Regions from separate parts of the Homo sapiens genome. Here region 1 is linked to region 2. Evidence: chromatin contacts called from ENCODE Hi-C data. All regions are on one chromosome and are shown on one strand. Each heading gives the region's core, a stretch centred on a gene start or an enhancer-like site at or near the end of the contact. The rest is flanking DNA. Distances are from core to core; before and after follow the strand shown.

The links. A loop is a pair of places that touch in the nucleus more often than their neighbours do. Pooled maps may share reads with other maps.
Region 1: a map of gastrocnemius medialis shows a loop between it and region 2 (2.8-fold over the local background). The contact joins the promoter of SLC25A27 here to the enhancer-like site in region 2. A Hi-C loop is called at or near these places in 1 of 168 maps with a recorded cell type or tissue (gastrocnemius medialis) and 4 of 50 pooled maps.

The regions. Positions count from the first base shown.
Region 1 is chr6:46,651,213-46,656,188 of GRCh38, forward strand. It overlaps SLC25A27 (solute carrier family 25 member 27), which reads left to right and starts at 1,763. Exons shown (of 9, transcript NM_004277.5): 1 at 1,763-2,086; 2 at 4,631-4,822. The coding sequence starts at 1,981. It overlaps CYP39A1 (cytochrome P450 family 39 subfamily A member 1), which reads right to left and starts at 1,606. Exons shown (of 12, transcript NM_016593.5): 1 at 1,194-1,606. The coding sequence starts at 1,370. RefSeq lists enhancers at 1,511-1,560, 1,791-1,920 and silencers at 1,581-1,670, 2,101-2,200.
Region 2 is chr6:46,095,665-46,101,395 of GRCh38, forward strand. It overlaps a transcript of CLIC5 not described here. Among named protein-coding and RNA genes, the nearest start is that of ENPP4, 31 kb to the right of the region's middle. Within about 2 kb of position 3,252, at least 4 of the 41 ENCODE cell types and tissues checked have a DNase peak (open chromatin) inside an H3K27ac peak, as active enhancers do.

The DNA of each region.
Region 1 (4,976 bases), core at 513-3,012, 550 kb after region 2:
CCACACAATCAATACATGCACACAAACACGCAAGAATGTTCACTGAAGCACTGGCTGAAAGAAAAAAGTTTGGCAGCAACCTATAAACCCAACTATTGAGATTTAAGTAAACTATTGTATCCTCCTATGACAAAATATAGCCATAAAAGGAAGATTCAAAGTATTTCATGGTACAGGAAAGTCATTCACATTATATGTTAAAATCAAAAGCACATAAAAGAGTATTATACTATTATTCCATTGTTGTTCATTAAATAGTTGTAAATACATAGGAAAATGACCAAAATAATATAAATACACTAAATTTTTACAGTACAGCTGGTGTGATATTCTGGGTTATTTTTATTTTCATCTTAGTTCTCTTTAATTTTCTATATGTTTTTTACTAAATTGGAATCTCAGAGATTTTGAAGGCAAATGATCAGTGGTAAAATAATGCTACTACGTATAAATTCATTCTACAAATTGGGCTAACCAGATGGAAAATGGGTCACCACAGAAAGTATTATAATTCATAAGAATAATTATAATATCATACAAATTTATTAGACAATCAAATACCATAAAATATTTGTGACTGGAAATTGAATAAAACTTAAAAGACATTAATAAAGGTCTGTTCCTTAAAGTGCTCAGACATTTAAAAGATACTTTCAAGACAAAAACATCTACTACAAGGAGGATTACTAGTCTCTTCAGGCCGTAGTGAAAATGGAGTACATCATCATCAAATAACAACGTCAGCTAAAAATACAGAGCCTGTTTATTGTGTACGGACCAACTGTGCAAGCAATTTGTACAATACTTTGGTGTTAACTCCAATTTGGATACGAATTACTCATTTTCACAAACTTAAATTGGATTACACTTTATCTTTCCCAATTACTGAAAACATTTACTTAACACATACACATTTGGAACTTAACTTCGATGAAGTAAAAATACGAAAAGTTAATCTCTACTTCCAAAAATGTCGATGCACGCTGCAATTGTATTTCATTTCTTTCGCAAAATTTTGCACAGGATATTGTTGTTAATTGTTAGTAGAGGAATTCAGAAATGACTAGATCCTTTAGTTGAGGCAAGCAGGTATGTTCCCCGTGTTCTAGCCCTGCACTTAAGAGTCAATGAAAGAAAGTTTAAAAAAGAAAGCATTGTCTCCTCTGGAGACCCCGTCTGCCACGACCACATACCTTGATTCTTGCTTTCTCTATAAATTCTAGAGGGGCTTTCCCAAACTCAAATCCAACTCCAATCCAAGGAATCCAGCCCTTGATGCACGGGGGTCTACGCAAATTCTTCCGCTGAAGGAGTAAGAACAGAGCAAGGCAACCCAGGATTATAATCACTGTTGGGGAAATTAGTTCCATGTTTTTGTCCAGCACCTTCCAGAAGCAGAAAAGTGTGAAACAGTCCTGCCGTCCCTTGCTTCTTTTCTGTGGGCTACGGAACCTGTCGGGACTCCCAACCTTTCTGCTGCAACTTTTGCAGCTCTCCTTCGTAACTGTAGCTTCCTTCCTCTGTCCCAGTTTTCAGGTGATTTTTCCATTGTCGCTCCCTCCCACCTCCACTTCTCTTTGAATCTCAGCCAGCGCGGAAAAAATGCAAGGAGGGGCAGGGCCGGGCTAGGACTGACGGGCGAGAACCAGCCGCGTTGCCATGGAGGCCGGGGGCGGAGCCGCAGAGGGACCCGCGGCCGGCCAATCAGAGACGTAGCGGAGCCCGGCGGACTACATTGCCCAGTAACCTCCTGGGCTCCGCTGTGTTTTTCTATTCTGGGGTGTAAGGGGCAGCTGGACCACTCCAGCTGGGACTGCTAGGAAGGTTGCGGGTCCACCCGGCCGAGCCGAACGAGGGAAATGGTCCTCACCCGGCCACTCGCCGGTTGAAAAGGGGCCGCCCTGGCAGGGAAGCGGCCGCCGCGGCGCGGTGCAGCGCAGCGGCGAGAAGGAGTGCGTTATCGTCTTGCGCTACTGCTGAATGTCCGTCCCGGAGGAGGAGGAGAGGCTTTTGCCGCTGACCCAGAGATGGCCCCGAGCGAGCAAATTCCTACTGTCCGGCTGCGCGGCTACCGTGGCCGAGCTAGGTACCCGGCTGCCCACGCCTGGGCCTCCCGGGCCAGTGGCACGCGCCGCGCTGGGGGAGGGTGCGCGGGCGGCTTCGCGCCCGGCAGTGCGCATCGGAGAGGTCGCCCCTTCCATGCCCGCCTGGCAGAGGTGGCGGTGGAGGCCAGGCCCGCGGTGGGAGGAGGAGGGATTGAGGTCTCCACGGCCTTTTCCTTCTAATCTCTTCTAATGCTTCCCTTAGGCATGTGCTGTGGTGCTTGAATGTTGTACTTTAAGAAGCTTCGCGAGCTGTCATTCCTCTGTAGGAATCATTTTCCTTTTCATGAGGATGACCTTTTTAAAAACGTAATCTGTTTTCCATCCTTACTGAGATCATCTCTGTGGTTTATAGTCTTACACAGCCACACTGTCATTATCTTGTGGGTCCAAGTTGTGGACCTACCTTGTGGGACTTCCGTTATTAACCTGCCACTCACAGAGCATCGACTACTTGACCTCTTTGAGTGTAATTCATCTATACTGTTTACCTTGCAGGATTCTGAGAAGTCAATAATATATGATTGCTAAACCCAAGGCAGGACACCCATTAGTTGCGACATTTTTATAATTCCTACAATACCAGGGACTGTGGATATATATTTGAAAAGACCCAGTTCTGACCTTCTTACAGGCTGCTGGGGAGACAGAGAAAGACAATTATAATGTGCTACTTGTTATAATGAAGATATTATTAGGTGTCATAAAAGCATAGAAGAGCAGTTACATCTGCCTACATGAGTAAGAAAAAACTTTAAGAGGCCATCTAGAGTGGAATGATGATGCCCTTGAATGAGCAAGTAGCGTTTATTCCAAGGATTTTGTGAGTAGTATACTCATGTGTTTCCTGTGAAGCCTTAACTGTGTATTTTAAGATTACCCTTACATTTTCTTGCCTGTTACAAAAAAATAAAAAGAACAGTTCTGATGCGTTATCATTTGTAAATGTTAGTTGGTCCTATTTTAAGAGTTTATTTTTTAATTCTAGCATAGCCAGCCATGATCAGTTGTTTCGTGCTCTTCCATTTTTGCCTTTTAGCCCCTCTATTTTTTAATGTCTCTCCTTTCGAAAATGATGGAGAATTTTTACTTTTCATTGTTTTTACTGAAATAAAATTCATCAGCTTAAAAAGATCTAAAAGCAGATTGCTGAATGATATTTCCAGGTTTTATTTTTAATTGATGTGTCCCCCTCTGACTCAATGGCTTTTATACAGGACTATTCCTCGTTAAAAATTCATGGAGAGAATTGTGTGTGGAGAATGGATGGGAATCAAAATGTGGGATGGTTTTAAGTACAAACCACTTCAGGAACCTGAAGCATCATTTAACAAACCAGCGAGAAAACAAAACTTATTTTGAAAGACATAATCTGTGTAATATGGAGAAATCTATTAAGATTTTTCAGGTTTCATATGTCAATAAAATATTGCTTGAAGTCTATGCAAGCTACTTCTGTTCTAGGGAAACTGTCAGCAAGATACTAACTTTTCCAAAAACCAGTGGTAAGATTTAATATTCACTTCCCTTCCCCACATTGTTTTCTCTTGGAAAAGGTATACTAAGGTTTTGTGTCAGGTGGTGGTCATTGAAAAGTCTTATATAATGTAAGTAATGTTCATGAACTTGTCTGAATGTTATTATTTTAATTATTCAGGACGTTTTCTGTATAAGGTTATGAGCTCTATCTTCCTTATGTAGGCCGTTTAGCTTAACTGTATTAAGGTAAAAGGTCTGTATCTAATTTAAAACTTAAAACCAAAAAATTTTTCCAAAATACAGTTAGTACTTGTAAGGAGGCCATGAGTAGGCGATGCATATAATTTAGTGCTGGAAAAATAATTCCATATATGCTTTAATTGAAAGGATATTGAGCTTATGACCCTTGCATATAAAAGACAACATTATAAACTCCATTACATCTTCTGTATCTCAAACATTATGTCAGTCATTCATCTGCATGTGAACATCACCCACGAAATTATAGAGTTCAGCTTCATCTAGCATTTGTTATAGTACATAAGAATATATAGTGCAGTATTCTAATGTTACATTAGATCTCAAATAATCATGGCTGCAGTCAAGAGGATAGCACACAATATGGTACTTTAAATTATTTCCCATTGAAAAGCAAAAATTAATGACTAACAGATATTAAAGTTAAATTTCTGAATAGAAAGAACCCAAGGCTTGTCATTTTAATTTTTATTGTTAATGTTTGTTTTTTTTTTTTTTTTTTTTTTTTTTTTTTTTTTTTTTGCTAGTGATCCAGGATGCTCTTGCGTAGTGATTCTTAAATTTGGGACTGTGTGAGAATCAAGTTTCTAAACCCTCTTCAACCTACTGAATTAGAATCCATGGGCACGGGGCTAGGAAATTTCTAATTTTTAAAATCTCCCTAGCTGATTCTGATATATTCTAAAATTTGAGAACAACCAGTCTTGGGAAAATATTACTCCTATGATTTTAGATTTTTGTTTGTTTCTCTGAATGTTGTGGGTTTTTCCCTGCATTTGTGTTTTTGTTAGCAACCTTTCCCCTGGATCTCACAAAAACTCGACTCCAAATGCAAGGAGAAGCAGCTCTTGCTCGGTTGGGAGACGGTGCAAGAGAATCTGCCCCCTATAGGGGAATGGTGCGCACAGCTCTAGGGATCATTGAAGAGGAAGGCTTTCTAAAGCTTTGGCAAGGAGTGACACCCGCCATTTACAGACACGTAGGTATTTATCTTGATTCTAGCTGGTAAGTTTGTTATGAGTTCTGTGTTTGTCTCCTGTGCTTTTCTGTTTGTCCAAAAACAAGTTAGTTTTTTTATCTTACTGATACAATAACTGAACACATACAGCACATAGTCTTTTTTTATTATTATTTAGG
Region 2 (5,731 bases), core at 2,002-4,501:
TTTCATTGTCCATATCACATATTACTATCAGCATTTTAGTCACAGCAATTTAACAATACTCTAGGAAGTCCCAAACTTTCCCCCGTCTTCCTATCTTCTTCTGAGCCTTCTACATTCTTCCAACTCAGTTCCAAAGCTGCTTCCATATTTTCAGATATCTTTATCCCAACCCCTGGTACCATTTTTCTGTATTAGTCTGTACTAAGCTGCTTCCATATTTTCAGATATCTTTATCCCAACCCCTGGTACCATTTTTCTGTATTAGTCTGTTCTTGTACTGCTATAAACAAATACCTGACATTGGGTAATTTATAAAGGAAAGAGGTTTAATTGACTCACTGCTCTACAATATATACAGGAAGCATGGTGGCATCTACTTCTGGGGAGGCCTCAGGGAGCTTTTACTCATGGCAGAAGGCAAAGCCTGAACAGTCATCTTACATGGCAGGAACAAGACCAAGAGAGAGTAGGGGGAGGTGCCACACACTTTTAAGTGACCAGATCTCATGAGAACTCACTCACTCGCAATGGAACAGCACCAAGTGGGAAATCTGCCCCTATGATTCAATCACCTCCCACCAGCCCTCACCCCCAACACTGGGGATTACAATTTGACATGAGATCCAGGCCAGGGAACAGATCCAAACCATATCATGCCACAAACTGAGAATATCCCAGGAGTCTATTGACTAGCAAATGGATAAATAAGTTGTGGTATATCCACACCGTGCAATGCTGGCTACTACTTCTATACCATGGAACACTGGCTCAGGTTCTCTTGCTGTTGCAGTCATGTAGGATAGGACTTCAGTCATCCGAAGGTTTGACTGGGATTACAGACTCTTCTTCCAAAGGGCTTGCTCATATGGCTGTTTGCAGAAGGCCTCAGACTTTTGCCACCTAGTCCTCTCCATGTAGCTGCTTGGTGTCCTTATGACATGGCTGCTGGCCTCCAACATATGAGAGATGCAAGAGAGCATACTCCTGTGGCCTAGCTGGCTGCAAGCTGCTTCTGGTCCTGCCTTGAGTCTTTCTTGATTAATGTTGGACCAAAGACTTCTAATGAAAATGTGTGAATTACTGATACACAACAACAACAACAACATGGGTGAATCTCAAAAGCATGATGTTGAATGAAACAACCAGACTCAAGAGAGTACTTACTATACGATTTAATTTCTTTTATATGAAGCTATAGAAGGCAAAACAAATCTATAGTTTGTTAAAAGGCAAAACAGTGGTTACTTGAAAACCAGAGTAAGCAGAGATTATTTGGAAGGGCCATGAGGGAACTTCCTAGGGGGATGGGATATTCTACATCTTCATAGGACTTTAGGTTACATAGGTCTATGCATTTGTGAAAACTCAAAGAATAGTACACTTAAGAATTACACATTTCATTCTTTATAAATTTTATTTAAAACAAAAGGAACTCTAAACAAATTTTTGACTATCGTTAATGATATGTTGCTGAAATGTTTGGAGGTGAAGAGTACTGATGTCTGTAGTTGACAGTGCATTAAAAAATAAGACGTGCATTAAAAATAATATGAATGGATGGATGGATGACTAGATATGTAGGTAAAACAAATATAGCAAATGTTTATTGTAGAATCTGAGTAGCAGGCATGTGGGTGTTCTTCAACTTTTCTGTATGCTGGAAATTTTTCATAATACAATGTCTAAAAGAAAAAAACAACAACAATGAGGAGATACTACTGCCTGTATCTGTAGCCCTGACCCCAGCTTGGGATAGATGCCATTGATGTACATTTGGAGAGGCAGTGGCAGATCTCTGCTGCTCAACCCCTGTGCAGGGAAAAAGCTGTGTTCAGACACACTGAGAGCAATTGTGGCAAAGGACTGGAAATACTGGCTATGCTGGACCATCAGTTACTTACAGAGGCTTAAGCCTCCTGAAGGACACAAATCAACATGGTCTAAGGTTGCCAGTGGCAACTAGAGTAGCTAAGAGTATGAAAGAGATACTCCAAGACTTGAATTTCACCATTCCAGGCCATACATGATTCACAAGTACCCTAATGAAATGTCTTGATAGTTAAGATTTAACATACATGGACATAGTTTACTAGACATATCTACAATTCTCTATATCGGTATCTCTAGTACCTTCTGTTATAATTTAATTCATATTTTTTTTTGCTGAGTTAATCTGAAATGGTAACCGTTTTTGTTAATGGAAGACAGACGGAAACTACTGATGAGTTAGTCACTGCATTATTTTCTCCTGGACCATCTGATGGGGTGTACACACGTCTTCTTACTGGGTCTCAAAGCTGGCTTCATATTAGAATCACCTGGGAAGCTTTTAAAGCAATAGAGATGACAGCCACCCTATGGCAACTCAGCATGGAGGAGTGTGCAGGAGGGAGGCCTGGGCAATGGTACATTAAAAATTCTCTCCTGGTGATTTTAATATTTGTCACATAACTAGGTCTTCGATTTCTAAAAGTTAAAACATCTTCAAAGGGACTGCAAGGAAAATAAAGTTTTACTTTAAAAAATATGCTATTGAGGGCAAAGTTTCTTAAGTTTTGTAGGTATCTTTTTCTTCCACCTCTTAGCAATACTTATCAAAGTGTGATGGGTCAAGAAATTTACATTTAAGTAGAACAAACATCAGTTTTGGATTTCCAGTAGTAAGATTTCACTGGCAGAAATTATTAATTATTATTGAATGTTATTGAAATTGAAGTGAAAATGCTACTAGTAAATGAAAATGCTACCAGTTTCCCAAATTCTGATGTGTGTATGTCTGGCCACCATAGCTGGTTTACATTATAGGCAGGCTAAGCATGTGCTTAGGGCAGACAACAAAATATGTTTTTAGAAAAAGCTTCACATTTGATATTTCAAAAGCAGCCTTAGAGTAATCAAATAAAGAAAAAACAATCAGTATTGTGTTGGCGTTTCTTCCACTTATTCTACCTATTGGAGGTGGGGAGGAAACATAGCCTTTGCAAGGATTAATGTCATGGAAGATCTTCACCAGCCTGGACAGGGAGTGGAAGGTGCTTCTGCAACGGAAGCATAACTATTGCTTTCTGCTGCCTCTCCTTACTGCTTTGCTCCCCAGCCCAGGTGTCACCACCCAGTCAATCAGAAAGTCAAAGAGTCTGAGGGCAGTGGAGGGAGGTTGTGCCTGGCCCAGAGGGTTTTAAGTGTGAACTGGATTGAGAACAACATGCCGATTGTTCTTTGTTTGCTGAGACTGGCTTGGTGCCAGCGCAGAACTGGCTGGCCCTGAGAAGCTTACAGAGCCTAGTGACCAGGTGTGGGGAACCAGCACTGGCTGCGGGGGTGGGGGTAGAAGGGAGCACAGAAGGCACTACTTCATAGATGGTTAGAAACTTCACCAAACTTACTGGGTAGGTTCCACACCAAGTTTTATCTTATTAGAGAAAGGGACAGAAAATGGCTAAAAAGTCAGGCCAGTAATAATCAACACACAAAACTGAGGGAAGAAGGTAGAGAGGTTGTCCCACTGAATCCTAAGTGTACAGGCACTCCCCCAGAATAGGGGTTGAGCCTAAATGTCAAAACTCTTGTTGGTCTTTAGGATGTTTGACCTGCAGGAAGTGAAAAGGGCAGAAAAATTACCAGACCGAGTTTTCAGGAATGCTGTGGAATAATTCTATCAATGTAGCCCCCGACTGTGGTAACAGAGAATCAACCTCCCTTGAAAGCAGGACTTTCTGAAAGGGAGAAAAAAGTATTTTTGTCTATTATTACTATACACTGAGCAAGTGAAACAGTAGACAGCCATTGGCTTCCCTGATGTATTTGTACTGGAAAAAAATTTAAATATATATAAAGGAAAACATACTTTTCAGAAATGGACATGCACAAAGCTGTCATTTGCAGTATCTCCTGGTGGTGAGTTTGGGGAAGAATTTTACTTTCTTTTGTGTACATTTCTAGATTGCCTTACTCACTTTATATATGTATGTACATATGCTAAGACCATGTGTGTCTTTAAACCCAGAAAAAGTAGGAATCTAGTTCTGTAGTAAAATAGTTTTTTAAATTGCAAAATGTATACTCTTGCCCACCTATTTAATTAAGGGTGGATGTGTGGATACATTGGCCTTTGAGCTGGCATTCCCTGTGTCTATCTCTCTGGGGAAAAGGAATGAAAAATTATTAAAATGCACACTTCCTTGTTAACATGACTGGCAGAATAACGATCATTTTGATAGTATTTTGTCCATGGAGGCTTTGAAAAGGACAGAGGGAGAGATTTCTATCTCAAGGAAAACTTCCAATGCCTTCCTGAGGTTACTTAAAATTCATAAGGCCATAAAAAAAAAAAACGGGGCTGAGACCTCGCTTCTACTATTTTGACAAATTGCCAACCAGTTTTCTTCTCCTGGAAACAATGCTATTTAGGTCCCAGTTTTAGTTCTGCAAAGATGCCAGGCAGAACTAGGTCACTATGATATGTATCAGTTAGTTAACTCATCCCAGTTTGGCTCCAGCCATTCATCATCCGCCTTTGACCTTTTACCTTGTTTCAGTCTTCAGTCACTAGGTCAGAGCTGCAATGCATGGAAATATCAAGCAGGATATTGCCAGGAAAAAACAAACAAACAAACAAAAACAAAAACAAACTAAAACTCTATGAGTGAGCTGGGACTGCTATCATTGCCTTTATTCCCATTTTAAAGATGAAAAAACTGAGAATTGGAAAAGTTATAGAATTTGCCCTTTGTTATCCAGCAGCTCCCTGACTTTGCCCTGGGGCTGCTTGCACCTTGGTGGGGTCAGTGGATGGCTGATGACGCTGTCCGCATTGGCACAAGCTGCAGGAGCTACACTAGCTACAGATTTGCAAACACCCTCCCAGCCGAAATGCCACTCCCCGGTCTTAGTGCTAAGACCACAGGGGCAGCAATTTACTGGGGCTCAAGTGGATGGGTGCCATTCATGAACATCATTGTATTCTAATGTTAATCATATACCTTTTATTTTAAATTATATAAGAAATACATAAATATAGTCATAATGTAAGAAATTAAGGCAATATGAAAGAATTATAGGGGCCAAGGGAAAACTTCCACTTTGTCCTCTGAAGTTTCGCTGAAAAATCAACTCACAAAAGGCAGGATTAATTGGAGAAAAGGCATACAAATTTATTCGTGTGCACACAGAGGGAACCACAGAGCGATTACCACTAACCCCTCAATGGGGTGCAGCAGCTTAAACACCACCTGGAGGTTACAGAAAAAATGGGGGCTCAGAGCATGACCAAAAACAGGTTATGGTTGAAAATCAGGTGATGGTGGCAGGACAGTTATGGGACAGGACATACGACCTCATCCACCATGAAATAAAGAATTCCCGTGGAAACTTCAGGGGATTGAAATACATCTCATAGAAGAGAAAAATCTCAGTACTCATTTGACCTGGGGTCTGCATGTACCCTGTGCCAACCCACTAAGTCAACAAATCCAGACACGTGAATCTGCGAAGATAGAAAATACTCAGGTTGTAAGACTGCTCTGCTGCTTAGAATGTTTCTAAAGTAACCAAGAAGCCTATACAAACATGCCTCAGAAAGCTGTTCAAAGGGGTATAAAATAATCTGATCACTTCATCATGTCCTTGGGAAAGGAATGAGTGTTTCAAATTTGCTACCTATAACTAAGCAGGTAATTAAAACTTCATATATGTTGTTCAAAGACAAAATTACAATAAATTTAAAGACCTT